2 separate regions of the Homo sapiens genome follow, and region 2 is linked to region 1. Evidence: chromatin loops called from intact Hi-C (ENCODE). Cell type or tissue: OCI-LY7. All regions are shown on one strand. Links, peaks and the distances in the headings refer to the core of each region. The heading gives the core; the rest is flanking DNA.

Evidence for each region. Hi-C counts contacts between places; a loop is a spot of excess contacts. Peaks named below come from ENCODE experiments on the same cell type or tissue, not always from the same donor. Only the 100,000 strongest peaks of a DNase experiment are listed, where the experiment ranks them.
Region 2: it touches region 1 in a loop (2.8-fold over the local background); 2 of 110 quality-filtered maps call a loop at or near these places.

Annotation. Positions count from the first base shown.
Region 1 is chr9:78,362,496-78,375,223 of GRCh38, reverse strand. All of the region lies in intron 1 of LOC107987083 (a long non-coding RNA gene), which reads right to left. Among named protein-coding and RNA genes, the nearest start is that of PSAT1, 72 kb to the right of the region's middle. In OCI-LY7, for the core only: CTCF peaks have their summits at 5,195, 5,398 (motif pointing right), 8,727 and 8,928 (motif pointing left); a DNase peak (open chromatin) is centred at 5,423.
Region 2 is chr9:78,108,997-78,121,724 of GRCh38, reverse strand. No RefSeq gene overlaps it. Among named protein-coding and RNA genes, the nearest start is that of GNAQ, 84 kb to the right of the region's middle. In OCI-LY7, for the core only: CTCF peaks have their summits at 6,236 and 6,439; a DNase peak (open chromatin) is centred at 6,404.

The DNA.
Region 1 (12,728 bases), core at 1,909-9,908:
ATGGCCACCAGTAGCTCCTGATGGTCCATGAGATGCACATCACCCACCAGCCTTGACTGGCAGTGGCACCTGGAAGCACGGTGTTGGGAAGTGTCTACAAATGAAGCATTTGTAGGATCCAAGGAAGGAAGTGCTGTGCTTTATAGCAATGGCTGCAGTGCACATGGCATAGGGGACTCACAAGCAGCTGAGTGCTCTGTGTGACCATTCTTTTCTTTCTTTCCTCACAGAATAGTCCCCACCCTGTGACAGGTGAGCTTCAGTTCATCCTAGTCTAATGGCAATTCCTATTTTCTTCCCCAACAAAACTAGTCCCCACACCGTCTCTGCTTCTGCTGCTGGGTATCTGAATGTCATCTGCTCATATTGAGGAGGAAAGGATGAAGCCCCGGAGAGGCATCGGCAGGTGGAATCCCACATTCCTCCTGACATCTGATTGAAGCACAAGTAAAACAAGCCTAATGCTGTCCTCACCAAGTTCTAAAGATGACAAACTGTACTATATACACAACCCTTGAATCAGAACTTGAGATAAATCGATTTGGAAACTTTGTACCTGAAAAATTGTCTCAACCTAAGAGCACCAGTATGTCTGCATCATTTTTAGTATCTATTTTTACAAACCACTTTTCAGAGGCACTATAGCAATAAGTCTAAAGTGTTCCATTTCCAAATCTGAGCATTTTTATGCAAACTTTTCATCTTCCTGGGGCATACGAGTCCAAGAAAAGCATTTCATTTATTGAAAGGTCTGCATTGCAAAGCTTTGCCCTGCTAGAATGCAGGCTCTATGACAGTGGGACTTTTGCCTGGTCTGTTCATTCAGTATCCTCAGCACCTAAGCCACTGCCTTATCTAAAGCGTTCCATAACTACTTTTCAGATTAATGTCACAGGATGTCCATTCCTCCTGTGCTATGTGATGTGTCCTCTACCACTTTCCCCTTGAAAATTAAGGTCTTGATGGAGCATCCTTTGACATCAGTGGCATGCCCCAGATGAGAAACAGGGCTATGTAGAAGGCAGGCAGGTTGAGTCAAAGCCATCTATTCAGTGTTAGGTGAAAGACTCAGGAGACAGAGCATGCAGCACAGGCACTGGTTATAGGTCCATAGGAACAGCTTTCTTCATAAGGAGCCATGCTGTGCCAGGAAGTCACTTAATAACAGCAAACACTTATATAAGTGCCAGGCCCGGTTGAAAGTGCTTTATTTACATTACCTGGCTTAATCCTCACAACAAGTCTATCAGGGAGATGCTGTTACTGTCACATCCTTTAACAGATAAGAAAACCGAGGCACCAAGTTAAATCGGCTGCTTGACGACTATCACACACACAGCAGCAGAACCTAGTCTACAAAACTGTAGACACAGAACCTAGATTCCTGGCACCCTGGTTTAAGTATCTGTGTGCATGACGTCTTCATCACAAGGTGGCCACTTTGGCTTCCGGGACCTCAGCCTTCTCTTTGTCAAAGCCAGGAGAAAGCGGGGTAGGATGATCGATCAATGGCTTTCCAACCATCTCAGCTCTAGCACTGTTTTTCAAAATAAATCTTACATGACCGACCAAATTCATAAAAACACAAAAGAGGAAGGTGGTTTACCAGGGGTTTGGGATGGAAGGGTCGAACGGGGAGTGGTTATTCAAAGGGTATAGAGTTTGTTTTGCAAGTGGAATAGTTCTAGAGATCTGTTTCACAGCAATGTGAATATGCTTTACTGAACTGTACAACTAAAAGTGGTTAAGATGGTAAATTTTACCTTCTATGTTCTTTATCACAAGAAAAAGAAGAAATTTTACCTGGCAGCTCGATAAGAAAAACAGGGGCAGGGCTGCCTGATTTAGCGCAAGCAGGGGCCCAAGATCCTAGCCTCTTGGCTTTTCCCAGATCCTTTCACCACCTCCACAAGAGCAGCCCCTAAGGCGGTTCCTCAGAGTACACGTTTAAAACCACAACACAGGACAACCTCTAAATTCTTTTTATGGTGATTCCAAAGCCTCAGATCAGATCATGCCTTCAAAAATCTCAATCTCAAAAACCCGCGGGGCCCCTCCATGCATAGATCATTTATAACTCCCCATCATGGTTCTTGAGATCTTCCACAATGTGGCCCCAGCTTAAGTGACCCCCTGAATCCTCCACTCCAGTCACATCTGACTCCACTCTTCGGCTTACTGGGTCAGGCACTGGCACGCCAGACATCACGATGTCCAATTTCCTGCTCCCGTTGCCTGCTAAATCCCATTTCCCTAGACTCTCCTATTCCCCTGTACTCAGAAATTATCACAACTGTCTCTTGAGCCTCTGTTCATTGCCTGTCTCATCCTCATTTGTGAAACAAAGGTGGTGCACTCAACTGGTACCCCAGCTCCAAAGGCTCTTTTGATTCCTACCTTAGCTATGGGTGAGACTTGATCTTCATCTCACTGTCACTCTGACAAGCTGCCCAATTCCCCTACCCTCTGTCTGTCCTGAGGGTTTTACAAGTACCCGGGACTCTCGGATGGAAGAGTTGGTGGGGAACAGTTGGGAAGAGACTCAGGTACAGAGGAGCTGTTGGTGATACCTCCTGCCATGGTTCTGACCCCAAGGAACAGGGAGAAAGTGGATACTAGGGAAGACAACCTCAGCCATGATCAGCCTGTAGGAAGGAGCACCACAGAAGGTAAATGGGAACACAGAGTCTCATTTTGTTGCCCAGGCTGGAGTGCAATGGTGCAAACTCGGCTCACTGCAACCTGCCTCCCAGGTTCAAGCGATTCTCCTGCCTCAGCCTCCCAAGTAGCTGGGATTACAGGGCATCACCGCACTAATTTTTGTAATTTTAGTAGAGTTGGGGTTTCACCATGTTGCCCATGCGGGTCTCAAACTCCTGGCCTCAAGCAATCTGCCTGCCCCGGCTTTCCAAAGTGCTGGGATTACAGGCATGAGCCACTGTGCCCTGGCACACGTTTTTAAGAAATAATCCTGACTAAAGCACAGAACAATTCTTATCTTTGTCTGTGAAGCTCCTTGCATCTTCCTGGAGTCCTGCAGTGACTGATGTTTCCATCATGTGTTCGCTCCACCAGCAGCCACAGTTGCCTGCCACTCACTACAGCACCCCCATCGCATACTCTGACCCAGCCCACGTAGAGTTGGCCGGAAGAGGGTACAGAATAGGAAAATAAGGCATCTGAAAGGGAAATGCATGCTTCCTAGTTTAGATCTGCATCAACTCCTTTGCCCAATACAGGAAATTATTTGGCTACCCAAACACAGTAACCCATTTCTCTTTGTTTGGGAACATGGTGATTATATACACAGGAGAGGGAGTAAATAAGATAAAGGACATAATGTGAGCTAGATTTTTCATTTGGTGAGCAGAATGAAAATCATTTGAACATATCCCTATGGAAAAAATAATCAATTTTTCATAGACTTGCTATAGGTTTCATAAAATATATTGCACACATATTTTTAAAGTAAGAAAGTGGCTTTTTAATGATACTTAAAATATACAACATGGCAAGATTTAAAATGTGTTGGAGGCTTGAAGTTTGGTACTGCCTGCTAAAATATAGATGATATGGATAAGCCTGTCTTCTTGGGATAAATGTGAGAACTAGTTTATCTTATTATAAAGCTAATAGGAAGGAACTTGGTATTCAGGCAGTTGAGTAATTGGTATAAATCCTCCCAAGATAGTACATCCCCTAAACTTCTACCATTTAGCGGTTGCCTATTGGTCTGTGTGCATTAAATAACTACTCTTAACCCAGAGGCTAGCAAAATATTGTTCACGTAGAAAAAGTCAACCAAAAGCGGAGTAAGCATGGTCGCCACCAATAGAAGTATGAACACCACTCGTTCAACAGATACTTCCCAAGCAGTGCTCTAGGGCGAGAATATAGACACACAATCAAGGTGGTCTGGGTTTTCAATCCCTCTTCCAGGCAGACTAGCTCAGCTTTTATGAGCAACTGGCTCGATTTTCTACAGCGATGGGCAAGCTTTTCACAGGAACACATCTCCATTGAAAGTGAAAGTAGTGAAAGTCCATGCCCCATAGCTTTGTCCAGCCTCTTACAAGCATTTAACGCAGATCTACAGGGCACAGGTAAGAACATAGAGGACAAACGCAACTGGAGAAACAGACATCTTCAAAGCCACTGCTGGTGGGTCGTCAGGGCCCTCCCTGTCCACAGAGCACAGGCTGCCCATTTGTCACAGTTATAAAAATATCAAGGTTTTTTCTCCACTCTCTGCCAAATAGGGATGTGCCTGGCATGTAAATAGCACTTCGTATATATGAATGAATGGGTGGATTAAAGAGAGAGACAATAAAGATTTTTAAAATGTACTTGCAGCAGATCCAATAGATGAAGAGCCAAGTTTACCAGAAAAATCACTCAGGTTTGCTATTCTTTGTTACACAATAAGTTAAATACTATTTCACTCTTTTGTGTCTAGCACCTTGCTTCAAGGAGCTATGATGACATTAAACATCACTGACTTCAGAGAATTTAGAGTCTAGCTGAGAAGACAAGTAACATGCCAAACTTATGATACCAAAGGTCAAAGAATGAGGAGTTTGCAGAAGGAAAGGTCACTTCGGACCAAGTTGGCTGAGAGGACTTCTGGGAGCCTTAAGAAGGACTTTAACAAGGGCATGGAAATATGGTAGGCTTTGAGTTACTAAAGGGTCACAGGCGGCATTTCACAGAGGTAGAAAAACAGAAACTAAGAGAAGCAGAAATAAGCATAGAGTTGGCCCGATAGCAATGACAGACCGCACCTGTCCTAATCCAGAGCTGTAGGAAATAGAGCTCTTATAGGGTGGGACCTTCAAGTGGAAGAAAGGATAACAAGCTGCCTGTGAAGTTGATTTGTTACATCGGGGAGGCATTCTAGGATCTTGAGTATGAGCGACAGGGAGTTCCTTCAGCATGATGAGAATTCACTGTAGGATTCCTTTCAAAAGCATGCTCCCCCTGACATTGAGTTAATGATTTCATTTGCACTCAGCTTTTCAATATCCCATCTCAGTCGTTCCCAATTTATGGACCACAGAGTTATGGCAGAGGTCTCTGAAGTCATATAAGCACTGCCTAGAGAGCAAGGAAGAACTCGCTCCCATACAGTGCCACTATTTTGTTCCAATAGACGTAGATACTGTGTGAGACATAAAATGCAAATGCATTCAAAAGCAACAGTAACCTGAGTTGCCTCAGGCACAAGCCTATGGCTACATATGAAGTCACTTCATCAATAACCCAAATGTCACTGGCTCCAATCTTCCCTGCTGCTCAAGCAGGACCTCAGCCTCCAGTAAAATGCCCTCTCCGGCATCTCTAGGAGTTCCCAGGGATTTTGCACTCATCCCTGCAAACAATCCCGTCCTCACCAGACAGCCACTGGGTGGCGCTGTGTCTGCACGACTTCATCACACACTCCCAGACCTGGGACCCCAGCTTGGCTAAAGTTACAGGATGGTTTACTTGGCGTAATAGGCAGAAACTCCTCATTCCTCTTCTGAGCTATTACTCCCAAGTAATATTTGTGCTACAATATATTACTGAGGATTTTTTTTTTTTTTAGAAAAATAGCTCCCCCAGTTTTTACTTACAACCCCTCAGCCATAAATGAAAACGGTTTTTCAACATGAATCCAGTGGAGATGGGTCAGGAAGAAAAATACCAGGGACAGATCAATCCCATGCTATGCTCCCAATCGCCCCTCCCATAATCTGCTGTTAAAATTTGCATCCTCTTTCACCTAGCAAATTAAACTAAGTGAGCAAGGAAACAAAGTGTAGGAGGATTTTCACTGCAGATTATTTGCAAGAGTGAAAAACAAGAAACAACAGAAACATCTCCTGGTACAGAAATGGTTAAAATAACTCCAGAATATAGGCAGCTGTTAAGAACAATGAGGTTGGCTTGTAAATATTGCTACAGAAGATCTCTAAGATGCATTGTTAAATGGAACAAGCAAATCAGAAGACATTAGGTTTCGTGTGGCCCAATTTTTTTTTTTTTTTTTTTTTTTTTGAGACGCAGCCTCACTCTGTCACCCAGGCTGGACTGCAGTGGTGAAATCTCAGCTCCCTGCAACCTCCGCCTCCCAGGTTCCAGTGATTCTCCTGCCTCAGCCTCCCAAGTAGCTGGGATTACAGGCACGCACCACCATGCCCAGATAATTTGTGTATTTTTAGTAGAGACGGGGTTACCCCATGTTGACCAGGCTGGTCTCGAACTCCCGACCTCAGGTGATCTGCCCGCCTCGGGCTCCCAAAGTGCTGGGATTACAGGCATGAGCCACTGCACCTGGCCTAGTGTGGCCCCATTTTTAAAAATCGGTGAGGTAGATATACATAGCTACGTGTTCATGTCCAGAACAAAACCTACCGAAGTATTGACAACCTTTCTCCTTTCTTCCCCATCCCTAAAGAGAAGTGTTTCCTTACCACTTGGATCCCTCAAGAAGTGATTTGGGAGATAATAATAACAAGTGTTAGAGTCCTGGACTGGCCAGATGGTTTTACACGTAACAACATGAAAGAGGAGCTAGTGGATGAAGGGTAGCGTCTAGCTAGGAGGTAGAGAAAAAGAGGTACCTAAGAGCGTTTACAAGGAGAGGAAATGGAGATCTTGGAGCAACTGCCACAAGACTCGGCCCAGGGAAGAGAAAGCTGGGTAAAGTAGGGTTTAAGTAAATTTTGCTGTGTCATGCACCGTGTGATCCTTTCAGAGTCCGCAAGTAAATCTATAACAAAGATCTAGAACACCCACAGAGGTCTTGTGATCAGATTTGTGTTTCTTTTGCATGTTTCTGTGCTGCCCATTAAGTGAGAGCAAGAAGCCTAGCTTAACATTGCAAATGGATAAAAAATGCAAGGAAGGCTGGGCGTGGTGGCTCATGCCTGTAATCTCAGCACTTTGGGAGGCTGAGGTGGGTTGATCATCTGAGGTCAAGAGTTCAATATCAGCCTGACCAACATCGTGAATGAAACCCCATTCCTACTAAAAATACAAAATTTGCGGGGCATGGTGGTGCATGCCGCTGATCCCAGCTACTTAGGAGGCTGAGGCAGGAGAATCGCTTGAATCCGGACGGCAAAGGTTGCAGTGAGCCGAGATTGCGCCACTGCACTCCAGCCTGGGCGACAGAGAAAGACTCAGTCTCAAAACAAAACAAAACAAAAAAATGCAAGGAGGGCGGCCTAAGATACTGCCCAAGTGATCACACCTCTGCAAAATTAGGTATAGTGGGCTTTGCTACAATGAACATATATTGCATTTGTAATTTTAATAGGCACAGATTTTACTTACACTCAGGACCAGGAGTAGGGTGGGTGAGATAAATTTAACAAGACCCTCACTCTCAGGGTCTTGCCCACTCAGAGGAGGCATATGACCACCCCTGTAAGGAAGTGCCTCCTCAAATTTTGCACCCTGGCCACCCTGCTTGCTCCATGGTAGTCCTGGCCCTGCCTCCCCTCTTCTTGTGACCTATCACAGTCCTGGATCTCATTTAACTTCAATCTGGGACACCATCCCCTACACACATTATACACAGTACTTTGTCATTTCAAAAACACTTTCATACGCATATTTCACTGGCTATTCACAATAATCTCTGAGGATGACAAGACTGGTATTATAATTTCCATTCTACAGATGAAAGACCAGAAATCCCAAGGTCACACTGCTGGCAAGTGGCATCAAACTCAGCCCAGTTCAGCTGACTCCAATGCCTCTATCTCCTAGAGTTTTCTGATGCCAGGGACAAAACATAAAAAATAAAACTTATATTCTCTTATGTGTCTGAATGGGTGAATCTCTGAAGTGAAACAAGCCCAAAACCCAAATATTCACCTCTCCCATCAAATAAGGACCTGCATCTTCCCTCCCCACCCTCCCCTTGGAAACTATAGGATACAGAAGCCCACAGGTGATAAAGTTCTAGCCCCAACGGCTGCCTCACTAGGTAGGCTAGGTAGGCGCAGCCCCTCTGAATTTTTAATTAACTGCAGCCTTTCTAGGGGGCTTACTAAGCAGGGCCTGGCGGCTGAATGGCACCAGGTGTGAACCACAGGAACTCTTTGGGAGTTGGGGTGGGGCATCTGCCCAGGAGACATTAGTCTAAGAGAATCTCCTAGAGTCAGACAATCCCAGCAGGAACTCATGCAGCTAATTGCGGTCAGCATCTCTAGCTTTTCCCCTGGAATGACAGCAAAGAAATACTGTAGCAGCTAGCCCAGAGTCAGCCAGGTGGCCTGCTGCCCAGCAGTTTGCTTAGGGAGTTATCAGACCCTGAAGTACCCTGTGTCCATCCCGCTATGTTTTAGGGTATTAGCAAGATCCCAACATTGCATTTCATAAAAGTGAATATCCCTCCCCCTGCCCTCTGCAGAGTTTATTTTGGTTGTAAAAGAATACATGCTTATTCTCATAGATTTGGAAACTATTGAAAATTATATAGAAAATACTTAACCAAAAATACTACACAGAAATAATTGCTGTTAATTTATCAGTGTGTTATCGTCTATGTTTTGCTTTTCACTAAATAGGATTCACACTACATATTTCGGTTTTTAGTTTAGATTCATGGGGTACATGTGCAGGTTTGTTATGTGGGTATATTGCATGAGACTGAGGTTTGGGCTTCTAATGATCTTGTTGCCCAGGCAGTGAGCATAATACCAGCTGGTACTTTTTTAGAAACTGAAATTGAAATATTAAATCAGCAAAACACTCAATTTCCAATTTTTTTTTCTTAAAATCTAAATCATGCTTGGCAGAATTCATCCTGTTCTTGTTTACCTGATTCCCTAAAAAGAGTACAGATCCCTTTCCCTCTAGCCTGGTTCTTAGGTACACTATTTTTTATTGTATTTTATTTATTTAGTTATTAGACAAGCCTCTGCCTCCCTCTTCTGTTGAAAAGGGGAATAACTTGCAGCCAACACAAATTCTAAATTTGAGAAAACATTAAAACGAAACTCTATCCTGGGATGTTTATATAAGCTGTGCAAAGTGGCCGTAAAGAGGGTCTGGTATTACAGTACTATCCATATAACACTCAAATTAATACTTCCCAGAAAAAGTAAACTTTAAATCAGATAAGATCAGATCAGGATAAATTGTACACCCACCTGAGTAGCTGAACAAAATCAATGAAGTGATTCTTTGGTCACTGGACTAAGAGATTCAAGATTGATTTTTCCCCCTTTTAGTAAAATATGAAACTCCCTTGTAACTTGAAGTATTATTGGAGTCCTGTATCTTATGAGGATTTATGTGGCAAAGGCATAGCAATTTATCTAAAAACTTTCTTTCAACAGCTATACAGATGGCTGAATTTGCATGATCTCATCAGGCAGTGATTTCTAAAAGCATTAACCTCAGAAATAGGGGGGAAGAAAAGGTTTCCTGCTAAGTACCAGGGTTCTCAATCACAAAATTAAGTATTCCTTTGCAAACTCAGTTATATCCTAATCAGTTATGACCTCTTGCAATATTCAGTGGTCTGCAGGGAATTTTGAGTTTCTAAGGGGCTTTCTGCTGTCCTGGAAGCACTCTGTAATAAGATTGCTTTATAGGAAGTTTTTCTTTTTGACAGAGCTGCTTATGCACCGTGGAGTATTGTTGTAAAGACTTAGCCTGGCTCATCTTATCCATGAGTGGTTGCTGCCTTCGGATCATCTGATGTGTATACTGTGCTTCTCCTCTTACTGAGGGTTGCCAATATTAAGCACTGACCTTGTATTAGGCCCTCTGCATATATGTGCATGCTAACAATTAAACATCATTATCCTCATTTCTGAGGTAAATAAACCGAGGATTAAATGTAACTTACCTGAGATGGTGATCGTTCACAAGGCAGTGCTGAGAAGCAGACCCAGACAGTGAGAAGGAGAAGAGAAAAAAAAAAAAAAAAAAAAGTCTGTGCTCTTTTTAAAAGAGGAGTAGAGGAGCTCTACTCCTCTTTTAAAGGCTCTCCCTCACCTGGCAGGAAGGCACACCTGAGACCACTCCTTCCGTGGTGATGAGAATCACCTGCGAAGCTTGCTCAGCACAGCTTCCCACCCCCACCCCTCTCCCTCGCCCCAGAGATTCTGAATCAGTGGGTCTACACTGGGCCCAGAAATTGTCTTGTTAACAAATGATCCAGGTGATACTTATCATCAGGCAACTGTGGGAATGGTCTTAGACCACGAGTCACCAGCGTAAAGGGCTAGAGAGTATTTTTCTGTTGTCAGAGAGTTGAGTTCAGTACTCAACCTGGTAGTAGTGCCACACGAGCAGCCAGAGATCATTTGCAAATGAATAGGCATGATTGTTATCCAATATTTTACTTATAAAAACAGGTGGCTCCCAGGCGCAGTGGCTCACGCCTGTAATCCCAACACTTTGGGAGGCCGAGGCAGGCGGATCACGAGGTCAGGAGATTGAGACCATCCTGGCTAACATGGTGAAACTTCGTCTCTACTAAAAGTACAAAAATTAGCTGAGTGTGGTGGCACACGCCTGTAATCCCAGCTACTCAGGAGGCTGAGGCAGGAGAATCGCTTGAACCAGGGAGTCAGAGGCTGCAGTGAGCCGAGGTCACACTGCACACCAGCCTGGTGACAGAGTGAGGCAAGACTCCGTCTAAAAAAAAAAAAAAAAAAAAAACACCAGGTGGCTGGCTGTAGTTTGCTGACCCCTATCTTAGACCATTCATAATACCTTTTTAATACCATTTTTTTTTTGAGACAGAGTTTTGCTCTTGTTGCCCAGGCTGGAGTGCAGTGGTACAATCTCAGCTCACTGCAACCTTTGCCTCCCGGGTTCAAGCGATTCTCCTGTCTCAGCCTCCCAAGTAGCTGGGATTATAGGCGCCCGCAACCATGCCTGGCTAATTTTATATACATATATATATATATTTAGTAGAGGAGGGGTTTCACCACGTTAGCTGGGCTAGTTTCAAACTCCCGACTTCAGGTGATCTGTCCGCCTCGGCCTCCCAAAGTGCTAGGATTACAGGCATGAGCCACCACGCCCGGCCCATAATACCATTTTTAAAAAGCCTTTAATGCTCACTAGTGGTCAACTCACTAAGGTTGTGTCTTAACAGGCAACTGACTTACAAGGGCATCTTCCAAACGCCATGAAACATCACTCATGTTGAAGGATAAAGTCAGAGCTATATCTTCCCTCCCTCTTCAAGAAGCAGCACTTTTAATGTCAGATGGAGGTTGCTGATCTCCTCTGTCTACATAACTACAAGACACAGGGAGAAGACTTGGTAGGTCCAGCACAGACAGGTAAGCAAAGCTTGCAACTTGTCATATTGGTGAATGTGTTAGGCAGAATTCTAAGATGGCCTCCAAGATTGGCATATCCCGGTGTAGACACACTTCTTCAAATTATTTAACCACACTGATTTAGGTGCTACTCTGAAAGGATTTTACAGATGTAATTAAGGTCCCAAATCAGTTGACCTTAAGGTAGAGCAATTATCCTCATAGGCTTGATGGAATCAACGGAGCCCTTGAAACCTGAGTTAGGGGTCAGAGACAGGCCAGTCAGAGAGAATCACAGTGGAAGGAGGGGCCAAAGTAGAGGGGAGAGTGTCCATTGCTGGCTTAGAGATGAAGGGGTCTGTGGGGCAAGGAAGGTGGGTGGCTTCTAGGAACTGAGAGCACCCCAGCTGACAGCCAGCAAGAAACGGCTTCTAGTCCTGCAACCATAAGGAAATGAGTTCTGCCAACAGCTACTGAGCTTGGAAGAAGATTCCAAGCCCCAGATGAGATCCAGAGCCCTGGCCAATACCTTGACATCAGCCCAGTGAGTCACGGAGCACAGCAGAAAATTCAGCCACACCATGCCTATTCTTCTGACCTATAAAAATTGTGAGCTCATAAATTTTTATTGCAGTAAACTGCTACATTTCTGATACATAGCAACGGAAAACTAATACAGAGAGGCCTAGAGCTTTGATGTCTGAATTACTGCTGGTGATAATTAAGTTCAACAATTTCTGGTTTTAAGCGAAAATGGAAGTGTCCCCCTTAAAGCCATATTCATTCGTTGGACGTGGATTCTCACGTAACTCCAGCCGGAGTGCAAGCCCTCCTCTTACGAATGTGACTGTCAAGATGCAGACTGTGATACTTGCAAGCTTATTTCAATACACTTGTGATATGCAAAGACTCAAACCAAATCTCGGGATGAATGGATGAGAGAGTATGAAAAGATAAAAAAGGAGTTTACATCTTGGACAAGATACAGATATTTGAAAAATTAACTTTTAGGAAGTATGATAATTGAAATATAAGAAGACTGTACCAGAGCTCAGAAAACAGGGCAGTTAATTCTGAACAAGAGTTCCAGCTTACATGATAAGGACACAGTATAAACATAATAGAAACATACAGTATTTTAAAGGACTACGATGAAGCTTCAAGTGGAAAATGGTGGGGATTACAGGGAGCTTTGAACTATGCTCTTTACACAATGAACCACCCAGGGCCCCTCAAGCTACTCCTGCATCCCAGGATTTAGTAGCTCTGACCACCATGTAATCTTTTGGGGTACCTATTATTGTGTTTTTTCTGGGTTTTTTTGTTTGTTTGTTTGTTTGTTTGTTTTTTGAGACAGAGTCTCGCTCTGTCGCCCAGGCTGGAGTGCAGTGGCACGATCTCAGCTCTTTGCAAGCTCCGCCTCCTGGGTTCATGCCATTCTTCCGCCTCAGC
Region 2 (12,728 bases), core at 2,226-10,225, 250 kb after region 1:
TAGCCCCAAGGGGGCGCTCAAAGCCTTCCCTTCTTCCCCATTACTTTTCCTACAAAAGGGAACTCAAATTTAGATGTAGGACAAAATGAACTCTCATTGGCAACTGAACCATTTTGTAGCAAAGACTGGAAAACCCAATGCAGCGAGTGTCAAACTTCAGTGTGGATAAGAGTTACTCGAGGAGCTTGTTAAAATGCAAGACCACAGCAGGCCCAACAGATCAAATAAATCGGAAGGGAACCTGTTTTCCCACCCCAGGTGATTCGAATATATGTATTCTCATGATGCTCTAGTATGGGGCAGGAGGGTGGTAAAAATAATAACTAGCCTGGAGTAAATATTCTCTTCCTCTCTTCTTCTTGGGACCTTGAAATGAGTTTTGCTCTTCCTTTTTTCCTCTCTTCCATGTAGCCAGTGAGGTAAGCCATCCCTGGTGCTTCCTTGGACTGGGAGGTCCCAGCAGGACCAAGATGTTTCTACAAAAAGCACAGTGGAGAGGGCGGCTTGGGCTTGCTTTTAGTTTGTCGACATCAGAGGACACAAAGTGATGCCTGCCAGTCCACATCTGGCCCCCAGATTTGTTTTATTTGACCTGAACAGAATTGGCCCATCCAGTGCTTTAATAAAATTTGAATTTGTTTTCAACATTTAAAACTCAGGAGATTTCACATACAAACCCAGATTTCCTGCTTCTCTGGAACAATAAGAAGATGTGAAACCTGGCCCCGTGTTCCTATACGGCAAAGCTGCTTCCTTTAGATGGGTGTGGACTCTGGAATCTGCCACCATCCCCTTCATTCTTTATTGTTCTCCCCAAAGTCAGGTGTCGGTTGCTATTTATCATCATACATACACTCCTATTTTCCTTAAAGTTGAAGAAAACGAAGCATTTCTTTAGAAAATGAGGATATAACAAGAGGAGTAGTGTTTTTAAAAATAAATTTTCTTATACCAGACCCCTTTTCTCGTTTGCATTATGGGCCTGTCTTCTCTAGGCATTTAAGTTTGCTATTGCAGGTCTAGCTCTTAATCCAGAGGTGAAAAGTTGTCTTTATATTAAAGAATGATGTGGAATATCACAGCAGTAAAAAGGAGCAGAACTACTAATGCACACTAAAATTAATGAATTCCAAAAGTTAGGCTGAGCAAAAGAAGTCAGACACAAAAGCATAATACTATATAATTCCATTTAGATGAAAAATTCTAGAAAAGTTGAAACTAAGCTATAGTAACAGAAAGCAGAGCAGTTGTTTCCTAGGACAGAGGTTGGCTGCAAAGGGCATGAGAAAAAGTTTCTGGAATGATGGAAGTGCTCTATCACTTAATTGTAGTGGGACTTATATGCAGAGATATATATTTGTTAAATCTCATTGACGTGCATTGTATTTTATTTTATTATTTTTTTAGACAGAGTTTCTCTCCTGTTGCCCAGGCTGGAGTGCAATGGCCCGATTTCAGCTCACTGCAACCTCCACCTCCTGGGTTCAAGCGATTCTCCTGCCTCAGCCCCCCGAGTAGCTGGGATTACAGGCATGCACCACCACACCTGGCTAATTTTGTATTTTTAGTAGAGACAGGGTTTCTCCATGTTGGTCAGGCTGACCTCAGGTGATCCACCCACCTTGGCCTCCCAAAGTGCTGGGATTACAGGCGTAAGCCACCACGCCCAGCCTGATGTGCATTTTAAATAAATGTTTTTCTTGCATGCCTATTATACCTAATAAAGTTGATTCTTTTGTTACCTAATAGAATTGTCCAAGGAAAGAGATGGAATAAAGTGGGCCCTTGCCTAGGGCTCTTTTTTGCCTATCGCTGTCTGGAATTTACTATAGTAGGTGGGAGAATAGAATAGAATAGAATTTCAAGATTCACAGGCATTGTGACCAATATTTATGTCTCCTGGAGATGTAAATAACATTTGGCAGAAGGCAACAGACCCAGTTGAGAGTTCAGTTGGTAGAGGAGGCATGGATTGTGGCACAAGTTCCTCCAGAGACTTTAAACTGCTGGAAGACCTGCTCTTCAGCCTCCTTCCATGTGAAGAGAGCCTCCTGGAGGCCCTGGGAGAGGAGCTAGTAAGCTGCATGAGGCGCTGGCAGAAATGTGGGGGCTTTTCTTTTTTCCCTTCTTTCCTTCTTCCTGCTCCTTCTTTGATAAACTCACACTCCGGAACCTCAATCTGCAAAGGCATCTTTTATTCGTGGTGGGCGACATTCCTTGGTGAGAAAGCAAAATCTGGTCTGGGCGACCCTGGATATCCTCCTGGAGGACCAGGGCAGGCTCACCTCCAAATACACAGGGCTTTGGGGTGTAGGCTTTTGGCTTGGTTGTATCTGACATTGCAGGCAAATGCCCCATCTTTCCTCCTTTCTTGTGTTTCTTAGTCAGGATTGAGAAACTGACTTGCACTGTAAAAAATGCAAAGCAATAGAATTTTTATGGTTGACTTGGCCAACTTACAAGAACCTGACAGAGCTCTCAGTAAATTCAGAACTGAAGAACTCATTACGTGGGAGTATTAACAGATACTATGGGTACTCCACCCATATTCTCTTGCCCTTACCACTTCCTCATAAGCTGTTTGATTTCAACAGCAGCACCTGCATTTCTTTGCCTGAGGGTTTTCCAGTGAGGTTGTACCATTGTGCATTCCCACCAGCAATATCTGAGAGTTCCAGTTGCCTCTCATCATCAACAGCACTTGATATTATTGTCAGGTTCTTTTTTAAAGTTATTCTAGTAAGTGTAGCATTGTCTCATCATGGTTTTAACTTGCATTTCCGTAATGACTAATGATGTTGAGCACCTTCCATATGTTTATTGGCTACCAATATATCTCCTCTGGTGAAGTATCTGTTCAAAACTTTGCTATTTAAAAAAAAAAAACTTGGTCTTTTTTTGGTTGAGTTTTGATAGTTCTTCATATAGTCTGGCTTCAAGTTTGTTGTCAGAAGAGTGCTTTACAAATATTTTTTCTCTGTCTGTGGCTTATCTTTTCTTTTCTTTTTCTTTTTCTTTTTTTTTTCTTTTCTGTTTTTGAGACAGGGTCTCACTCTGTCGCCCAGGCTGAAGTACAGTGGCACAATCTCGGCTCACTGCAACCTCCACCTCCCAGGTTCAAATGATTCTCCTGCCTCAGCCTCCCGAGTAGCTGGGACTACAGGGACTACAGGCACATGCCACCACACTGAGCTAATTTTTGTATTTTTAGTAAAGACAGGGTTTTGCCATGTTGGCCAAGCTGGTCTCAAACTCCTGAGCTCAAGTGATGTGCCTGCCTCAGCCTCCCAAGGTGCTGGAATTACAGGTAGGAGCTACCATGCCTGGCCCGTCTTTTTGTAATGTCTTTCATAGAGCAAAAGTTTTGCATTTTGATGAAGTTCAACTTATTGATTGTTTTTCTTTTATGGCTGTGCTTTAGGTATCAGATCTGAAACTATTTCCCTAATCCAAGCTCACATTCAGAATCAACACCTGTTTCTGATTCATTTTGAGTTAATTTTTGTACATGGTGTGAGAAATGAATCAAAATTCATTTATTTGTCTAATTCTTCCAGTTATTTCTTGATAATATATTTCATATAAGGTCTTTTTCCAATATTACTCCACTTGTTTTTCCTTTCTTTGCGCCCCAGGCATAACCAATCTCGAGATTTTTGTGCATATCCTTCTGATGCAGCTTTTACACATTTGGGTATAAATATGTGTCAGCTGGGCATGGTGGTTCATGCCTGTAATCCCAGCACTTTGGGAGGCTGAGGCGGTTGGATCACAAGGTCAGGAGTTCAGGACCAGCCTGGCCAAGATGGTGAAACCCCGTCTCTACTAAAAATACAAAAATTAGCCAGGTGTGGTGGCAGGCGCCTGTAATCCCAGCTACTTGGGAGGCTGAGGCAGGAGAATCGCTTGAACCCGGGGGGCAGAGGTTGCAGTGAGCTGAGATCAGGCCACTGCACTCCAGCCTGGGTGACAGACTGAGACTCTGTCTCAAAAAAAAAAAAAAAAAAATTGTGTCACTAAATACATATAACATAGTATTTATTTTTACATGTTTTAAGCTCTATTCATCTTGATATGCATAGATCTAGTTTATTCCTTTTAACTGCCATATAATATTGCAATATATGAGTATACTACTTCCATCTCTTAATTGATGGACATTAAGGTAGAATCAATTTTTCAGGAGTACAAATGCTGCTACAATAACCATCCTTGTACACATTCCTTGTGCTCATGTAAGAGTTTGTCTAGGATACATAATGGAAATTCAGTGGCTAGGTAGTAGGATGTGTGTTTTTACTAAAATGGCTGAACCAACTGACAATCCCACAGCACAGTATGATTTACAGTCCCACAGCTTCACCAGATCACAAGACTCTGAAATTACTGCCAATACAATAGGTATGAAATAGATTTTTTTAGAAACTGGCATTCATCTGATTACTAGTGAGATCAAGCATCCTTTTAAATGTTTGTTGTTCATTTCTGAATTGGCCTTTTCTGTAAGTTTCTTTCTCACATAAGTTTTTAATTTTGATAGATATTTCTCAATATTTTCTATATAGAACTTTGTCTTGTTTAAGAAATACTTTTCTACTCTGAGCTCATAAAGAGATTTTCTTATTTTTTCCATATATAGTTTTTCAGTGGAGTAATTGCCCCTAAAATTGTCTACTGAGATAAACCTTCATACAGTGAAATACACAAACCTTAAGTACAGTTTCATCAGTTTTGACAAATATATACTTATGTAATCCACACCTCACTCAAAATACAGAACATTTCCATCACTGTAGAAATTTTCCTTGTACCCCTTCCCAGTAACCCCATTCTCTGAAGCCACAACTGTTCAGATATTTTTCTAACATATTTGCTTATTCCAGAAATTAATGTGTAGAATCATACAATATGTACTCTTTTGTGTCTGGTCCAGCTTTTTTCACTCAATGCAATAGTTTTGAGATGTATTCATATTGATGCGTGTATCAGTATTTTATTCTTTATTGCTAAATTGTTCCATTGTATAGATGTATTAGTTTGTCCTTCTGATGGACATCTGGGCTGATTCCAGTTTGGGACTGTTACGAAAAAATTTACTATGAACATTCCCATACAAGGTTTCTTGTGGACTTAGTTTTTCTCTTCCCTTAGATAAATATTTAGGGGTGAAATTGCTTGGTAGCCACTTGCATTTTAAGTTCACAGGTAATGGTCACTGGGCAAATGGCTTTGACTGATAGCACTTGGTGAATAAAAACCAAGAAGTTTTCCTCTTTTTTTTCTCTTCATTTTTCTCTGCCTATTCCTTCTCACACTCCCTCCCTTTCAAGGTCAACAGCTATAACAGCAATGTGATTCTTAATTATGAGACATTTATTGGAGTCTGGGAACACTACTTCAACTTGGAAAACACCGTTTTATAAGGCAACAGTTTTCAAAGTTTTGCAAAGGGAGTGAAACCTATTTTCTAAATGAAATCTTCTGAGGAGCCCCAATATAAAAAAATGCTTTTTAAATATGGGGCTACTTTAGTTTTGGGGGGATGCCACTCTGCTTGTAGCTACCATATCATCCTTGTTAAGCAATTCCTTAATTTCTATAGAACATATTTTGAAACACTTTGGTCTAAGGAGATTCATACTTATGCTGTGGCTAATTTTGTGTTGTTTAAATTTTATGGGTATGGGTTGTTATGATATTTTATGTGTTCAGTTGATACTGTGAACTTTTAGAAAAGTGATATGCATGAGAGACTTAAAATTGGAATTCTCTAACACTGGAGATTCTGAAAGAGCTACTTGTTTCTAATGGAAGGACCCCCTGGCTAGAGCTGTTCCAAGAAGAAAATTTGGTGTTTAAATGGAACTCCTCTGCCTTTTGTAAAACTTTTATTTTTCTATGATAAAGAGAAATGGAATCATTAATGACATGTATGTGTGGGTGTGTTACTGAGTTATCTTAATACTATAGCATCATACTCATGAATACAATGTATTGTTTCGCTATAAAATCTAATAAAGTAATTTTTTGTTATGCTTAATAGATGGGAAAGAGACTGGGGGGCCTCCTTTGTTTAGTGCATAATATGGCTTGAAGTCCATAATGTGACTTGAAGTGAGTCACATTCGAAAGCATATTTCAGATACATTAAAGCATCATTCACATATGGACTTGAGAGCCTGAGTTGTCCAAGCCGCTGGTGTCAGATAAACAAGGAGACCGATGGTACAGGTTAGAAAAAGCTGTTCTCTTCTGACATTCAGCTGATATTCCTTTGTGGGGTAGTAGCAACAAGGTCAACTCCGGTTGGTCTACAGTGCAGCTGGGTTAGTCCAGGAAAGATCAAAATAGAAGGGAACATTAGCCCCACATGCAAACCCCTAGGGAGCACTGAAAGTTTTATATCTTCCCTCACCACCTCACTATCCCCCCCTAGGGGTGGATATAGGTCAAGGACAAATTATAGGTGGATATAGGTCAAGGAAAAAATGGACACCAAGGATGAATTTAAGTCACTGTACTAGGGAACAGAGTTCTAGTGGAAGGAGAAAAGGGATTATAAATAAGATAGAAGTGAGGCAAACACACTCTTGGACCTCTTTGGGAGTGTTTTACCTTAGAACTCATAAAGATACATGAGTCCTTAAGCTCCTTTTTATGCTTGAAAAGATGTGCCCCACCTTTGAAACAGGGTCTGCCTTTGCTCCCACTTGGCTCCCATTCAGTTCAGCTTTTTGCCTTGGATTTGTCCTTTTCTGTTTGTCTTATTCCTTATTCCTGCTCTTTGGACTTGCTCACTTACCTTGATTTCCCTGACATTCCTCTACATTCTTCACGACTTAAGTTTGGGTTTACACTTCTGAGCCTCTCCTTTCCTTGTCAACTCAGGAAGCAACTTCAGTTCTAGTTTGTTCCCCTCTCCCTGACCTCAGACGCTGGCATGAATGCACCTGGATAAATGCCTCGCTTGGCTGACTCTTCTTGATTTAGACACCAATAGGGACTTCAAATTCCATGAATACTTGTAGCAAATTTTGAAAAATAAGCATTGTCTCTGTCCTTAAAGGATTACAATAAAATATCAAAATAAAAGATTGCGTGTGACATCAGCAAAATCATGTAAAGCAATTTCTTTTTCCTTTTTCATGAAACCCTGCTCTAGAACATGTAAAGCAATTCTTATTCAGGGTAAATCTAACCTGGTTTGCCAATCCTAGTGTTATCTGAATTCATTTATTGCCTTGGAGTCATAAGATAGCTAAAATTAATTAAATGCTTAAGTAAACTGGCATTGTGGTAGCATTTATTAGAAAAAAATTTGATCTGTAATTTCAACACATCAAAAAAAGAGTTATAGCTGTATAGCAGAAAGGATTCTTTGAAAACACTTTTAAGGAAAAGGTAATTCTCAAATTTAGATTTAAATCAGAAGAGAATGTGTATCAGCATTCAATTATTAATTTAATGAAATGACAAATATAATATTATTTGGGTTTTGTGGGGTTTTTGTTTTTGTTTTTGGTAGGAACAGGGTCTCACTATGTTGCCCAGGCTGATCTTGAACTCCTGGCCTCAAGTGATCTCACCTCGGCCTCCCAAAATGTTGGGATTACAGGCATGAGCCACCACACCCAGCAGATAATACTATTTGTGGTTATTATTGTGGGATCAAAAAATTTTATCAAATTCATCTAGCCCTTAGATGAATCTCTTAGCCCTTACAACAGACATTGATAATTACATGACACACTTGGTCAAAGTGAAGCTTGAACACAGGTTCTCCTCCTAAAACCAAGAAAATTAGAGCTACTAATATGGTCTGTGATGATTATTTACACAACTAGGTGCAATGAAATGAGAGAAAACCATTTGGAACTAAATTTACTGATTATTTTCGAGATGCCATCTAGCAAGGTATACTTCTCCTCCCCCTTTAGTTTCACCTAAATTAACATGCATTCTGAATTTTCGACAAAATGTCTTCTAATGATTTTCTGTAGGCCCAACTAAATAATGATAACTAACCCCAAATGTGTTATTTAAGGTGCAATATAGGCTGGGTGCAATGGCTCACACCTGTAATCCCAGCATTTTGGAAGGCCGAGATGGGCGGATCACTTAAGGCCAGGAGCTTGAGACCAGCCTGGCCAACATGGTGAAACCCTGTCTCCACTAAAGATGCAAAAATTAGCCTAGTATGGTGGCAGATGCCTGTAATCCCAGCCACATGGGTGGCTGAAGCACAAGAATCAAGTGAGGTGGGAGAATCACTTGAACCAGGAGACGGAGGTTGCAGTGAGCTTGAGATTGCACCACTGCACTCCAGCCTGGGCAACAGAGCACAGACCCTGTCTCAAAAGAAAAAAAATAAAAAAGATGCAATATATTTGCTCCCAGGATACTACTAGAAGATCAGAGAGTTGAATCATAGCCTTGTGTTTAGTTCCTGAAGTGTTTCAGGTCAAAAGAACTCTAGCAGCCTATCAACCCATTTTCAACTGGTTTGTACCAGGTTATCTCTGAAAAATCTCTTCTCTATTCAGTTCTTGTTCAAAAAGACTCCTAAATAATGATTCAAGCTCAGTTTGAGGAGGAACACCATGACCATCTGAACTGGTTTTCCATTCAAACTCTCATTTAATTTCATCTTCTCCCTCACATGCTGCAGGACCTTTATTAACTGACCAAATAGACTTAAATTGTTGAACAAACATGAGGTTTAAAGTATCATAAAAGATAAATCAAGTGCTAGAAACCAGAGCATTCAACAATTTTTGCAAGCACACATTAGAAAAAACAATACGTTTGCTTGTTTTTCTTTCCCATGTATTTTTTTTCACGAACTGTCTGTTTCACTGTTCATAGAAATTTGCTTATCAACTTTGATTCTAGTTAGAACAATTTATCTAAAATTTGACTAATCTTTTTACATCTGCAGTGTCAACCACCCCTATTTTTCTTACAATTCAAACATTATAAAAGATACTAGCATGTGTTATCTAATTTCCTGATCTTTCTCATTGTGACATCCTGTAATAATTGCAAAATCATCGCTAAATACCAATATGATGATGCCATTTATTGCTTTACAGTTTGTTAACTTGGTGGTACAAAAAACATTTCCAAAAAAATATATTTACATACAAAACTAAAGAGCAGTCACAGGAGTGTAGAATTTTAAAGTAAGACAAGACCTTACGAAGAGCATTGAGTCCAACATCTGCATTTTACAGATAAGTGAAATGAACAGAAAGTGTAAATGACTGGTTCAAGATCTTTCAACGGTCTTTAAAATATTCTTCATTGTATCCAAGAAAGTTACAGGAGCATCTCAACATAGCCCAGCTCACTCCTCAGTTTCAGTATCTCCCCATGCCTAAGATTTAATCTATCATTAGATCTTACTCATTTCACCTATTGATATCTCCCAAATCTGTCTCTTTTTTCCATTTTCAACATCACTGTTATATTTTAGGTCATCATTGGCTTCAAGATAACATCCACACTGCTTGCCTTGGTAAGAGCCTTTTCTGGGCGTAACCCTGTCAATCTCTCAACTTTTACGTCTTCACCTCCCTCTTTCATTCTATACCCCAGAAAATGATTAACTACTTACAGTTCTTTGAGTAGGCCATGCTCTTTCTCATTTTAGTTCCTTGTACTTGTTTTTTCAACATACAGTTGCATCATCATCTTCTTTCATCCATCTATCGTTTTGATCTTAGCTGAGCTATCTCTACCCTTCAACCTATTCTCATTTGAGGCCCTTTTTATGTATTCTCATGGCACCCATATTTTTCCCTCTTATGGTATTCAGGACAGTCTATTGTAATGATCAGGTAGCTTATCAGATCTACATTTAGACAAGGACAGATTGTATCTTGTGAGTTGTTATGCCTTCAGAATCTAACCTAACCAAAAAAAGTAGATATTCAATAAAGGATAATAGCAACCACTGCTCTCTAGCTGAAACTGGATCCCTTCCTTACACCTTATACAACAATTAATTCAAGATGGATTAAAGACTTAAACGTTAGACTTAAAACCATAAAAATCCTAGAAGAAAACCTAGGCATTACCATTCAGGACATAGGCATGGGCAAGGACTTCATGTCTAAAACACCAAAAGCAATGGCAACAAAAGCCAAAATTGACAAATGGGATCTCATTAAACTAAAGAGCTTCTGCACAGCAAAAGAAACTATCATCAGGGTGAACAGGCAACCTACAAAATGGGAGAAAATTTTCGCAACCTACTCATCTGACAAAGGGCTAATATCCAGAATCTACAATGAACTCAAACAAATTTACAAGGAACAAAAAACAACCCCATCAAAAAGTGGGCGAAGGACATGAACAGACACTTCTCAAAAGAAGACATTTATGCAGCCAAAAAACACATGAAAAAATGCTCACCATCACTGGCCATCAGAGAAATGCAAATCAAAACCACTATGAGATACCATCTCACACCAGTTAGAATGGCAATCATTAAAAAGTCAGGAAACAACAGGTGCTGGAGAGGATGTGGAGAAATAGGAACACTTTTACACTGTAGGTGGGACTGTAAACTAGTTCAACCTTGTAGAAGTCAGTGTGGCGATTCCTCAGGGATCTAGAACTAGAAATACCATTTGACCCAGCCATCCCATTACTGGGTATATACCCAAAGGATTATAAATCATGCTGCTATAAAGACACATGCACACGTATGTTTATTGCAGCACTATTCACAATAGCAAAGACTTGGAACTAAGCCAAATGTCCAACAATGATAGACTGGATTAAGAAAATATGGCACATATACACCATGGAATACTATGCAGCCATAAAAAATGATGAGTTCATGTCCTTTGTAGGGACATGAATGAAATTGGAAATCATCATTCTCAGTAAACTATCGCAAGAACAAAAAACCAAACACTGCATATTCTCACTCATAGGTGGGAATTGAACAATGAGAACACATGGACACAGGAAGGGGAACATCACACTCTGGGGCCTGTTGTGGGGTGGGGGTAGGGGGGAGGGATAGCTTTAGGAGATATGCCTAATGCTAAATGATGAGTTAATGGGTGCAGCACACCAGCATGGCACATGTATACATATGTAACTAACCTGCACATTGTGCACATGTACCCTAAAACTTAAACTATAATAATAATAAAATAAAAAAAAATAAAAAAGTAAAAGACAATGGGGTTCCCCAAAGGGAAGAGCTTATCTACAACATGGTTTAACATGCATAGGTTAGGGAGTGGGTGTGGAGGTTCCTGCAGCTCTGAGGGCTAACTGATGCAGATCATTAACCACTATCTCCAGTGTGTTTTGGGGGTATGTTTGGAAAGGGTGGAAATTTTCATTAAAAAGTAAAAAAAAAAAAAAAAAATAGCAACTACATCAATAATAATAGCTAATTTTTATTATTTATTTCCCGTGTTAGACACTGTGGGAAAATTGCTACCTGCATTATCAGTACTGCTTTCATGATGGTTAATTTTATGTGTATATTTGGCTAAGCCGTGGTGCCCAAATATTTGGTCAAACACATCTGAATGTTGCTGGAAGGTATTCTTTAGATGACATTAACATTCAAATCAGTAGACTTTGAGTAACAAACATGGGTTCACCTCTACAACGTGTGTTGGCCTCATCTACAGTTGAAGGCCTTAGGAAAAAGACTGATCTACCCCTAGGTAGAACTGCAACATCTGTTCTTCCATGAGTCTCCAGCCAGCTGGACTACCCTGTAGAGCTTGGACTTTTCCAGCCCCATGATCATGAGAGTCAATTCCCTAATATAAATCTCTCTCTGTCTCTCTCTGCCTCTCTCTATGTCCTCTCTCTCTCTCTTTTCATGTGTATATACACACACACTATATATATACATTCTTTCGATTCTCTAGAGAAATCTAAAACACACTTCAATAGCCCTATGATGAAGATAATATTATTGTTTTCATTTAGAAATGAGAAAACAGAGCCACAAATAGGTCAATAATTTAACTTTCCAAGGTCATTTATCTAGTGTGTGGAGAAACCAAGACTTGAATCAAAGTCTATTTGACCATAAAAGTAATGATCTTATCTACAGTAAGCTAGGAAAAAATGAATTATTAAATGAATGAATCAAACACTAAATGATACTGGCTAATTCTTCATGTCAACTTCATAAGTAGTTAAAAGTAATATTTCTAAATGCTGTAATGATTCACAATCTTCTATCCAAAATACATCTACAAAAAATCATCTAGTCACTCAATCTGTTGTTTTACTGATGAGAAAACTGAGGCACACTGTTGCTATCCAGTTAGTGAGTTTCTTGAGAGTTATAAAATCCAGGTCTCTTGAGGGTCAATACTAGAATCTTTCTATTCTAGTATTGAATAGAATCACGACCTCTTGCATAATAACATTTGGTCATCAACTCCAATTTTCTATGAGAAATCGATGATGTAAGCAAATGTTCCTGGAGCAGGATCCTGGGGCCACCATGCTGCTCAAATCCAGGGAGCACCATTTCTTCTCTTCTCTCCAAAAACTACCAAACCAGAGTTCTAATACATGAGAATTCCAACATAGCCAAGGCATCCCTCAAACCACAGTATGGTTTAACATCTGGGGCAAAATAATGTCATAAAAAGGAAGAAACTTCACAATACCAAATTAGACTCACTGAATTCTTCAGCCACAGTTGATAGCTTCCCTTGTTCATTTTCCACAGACCT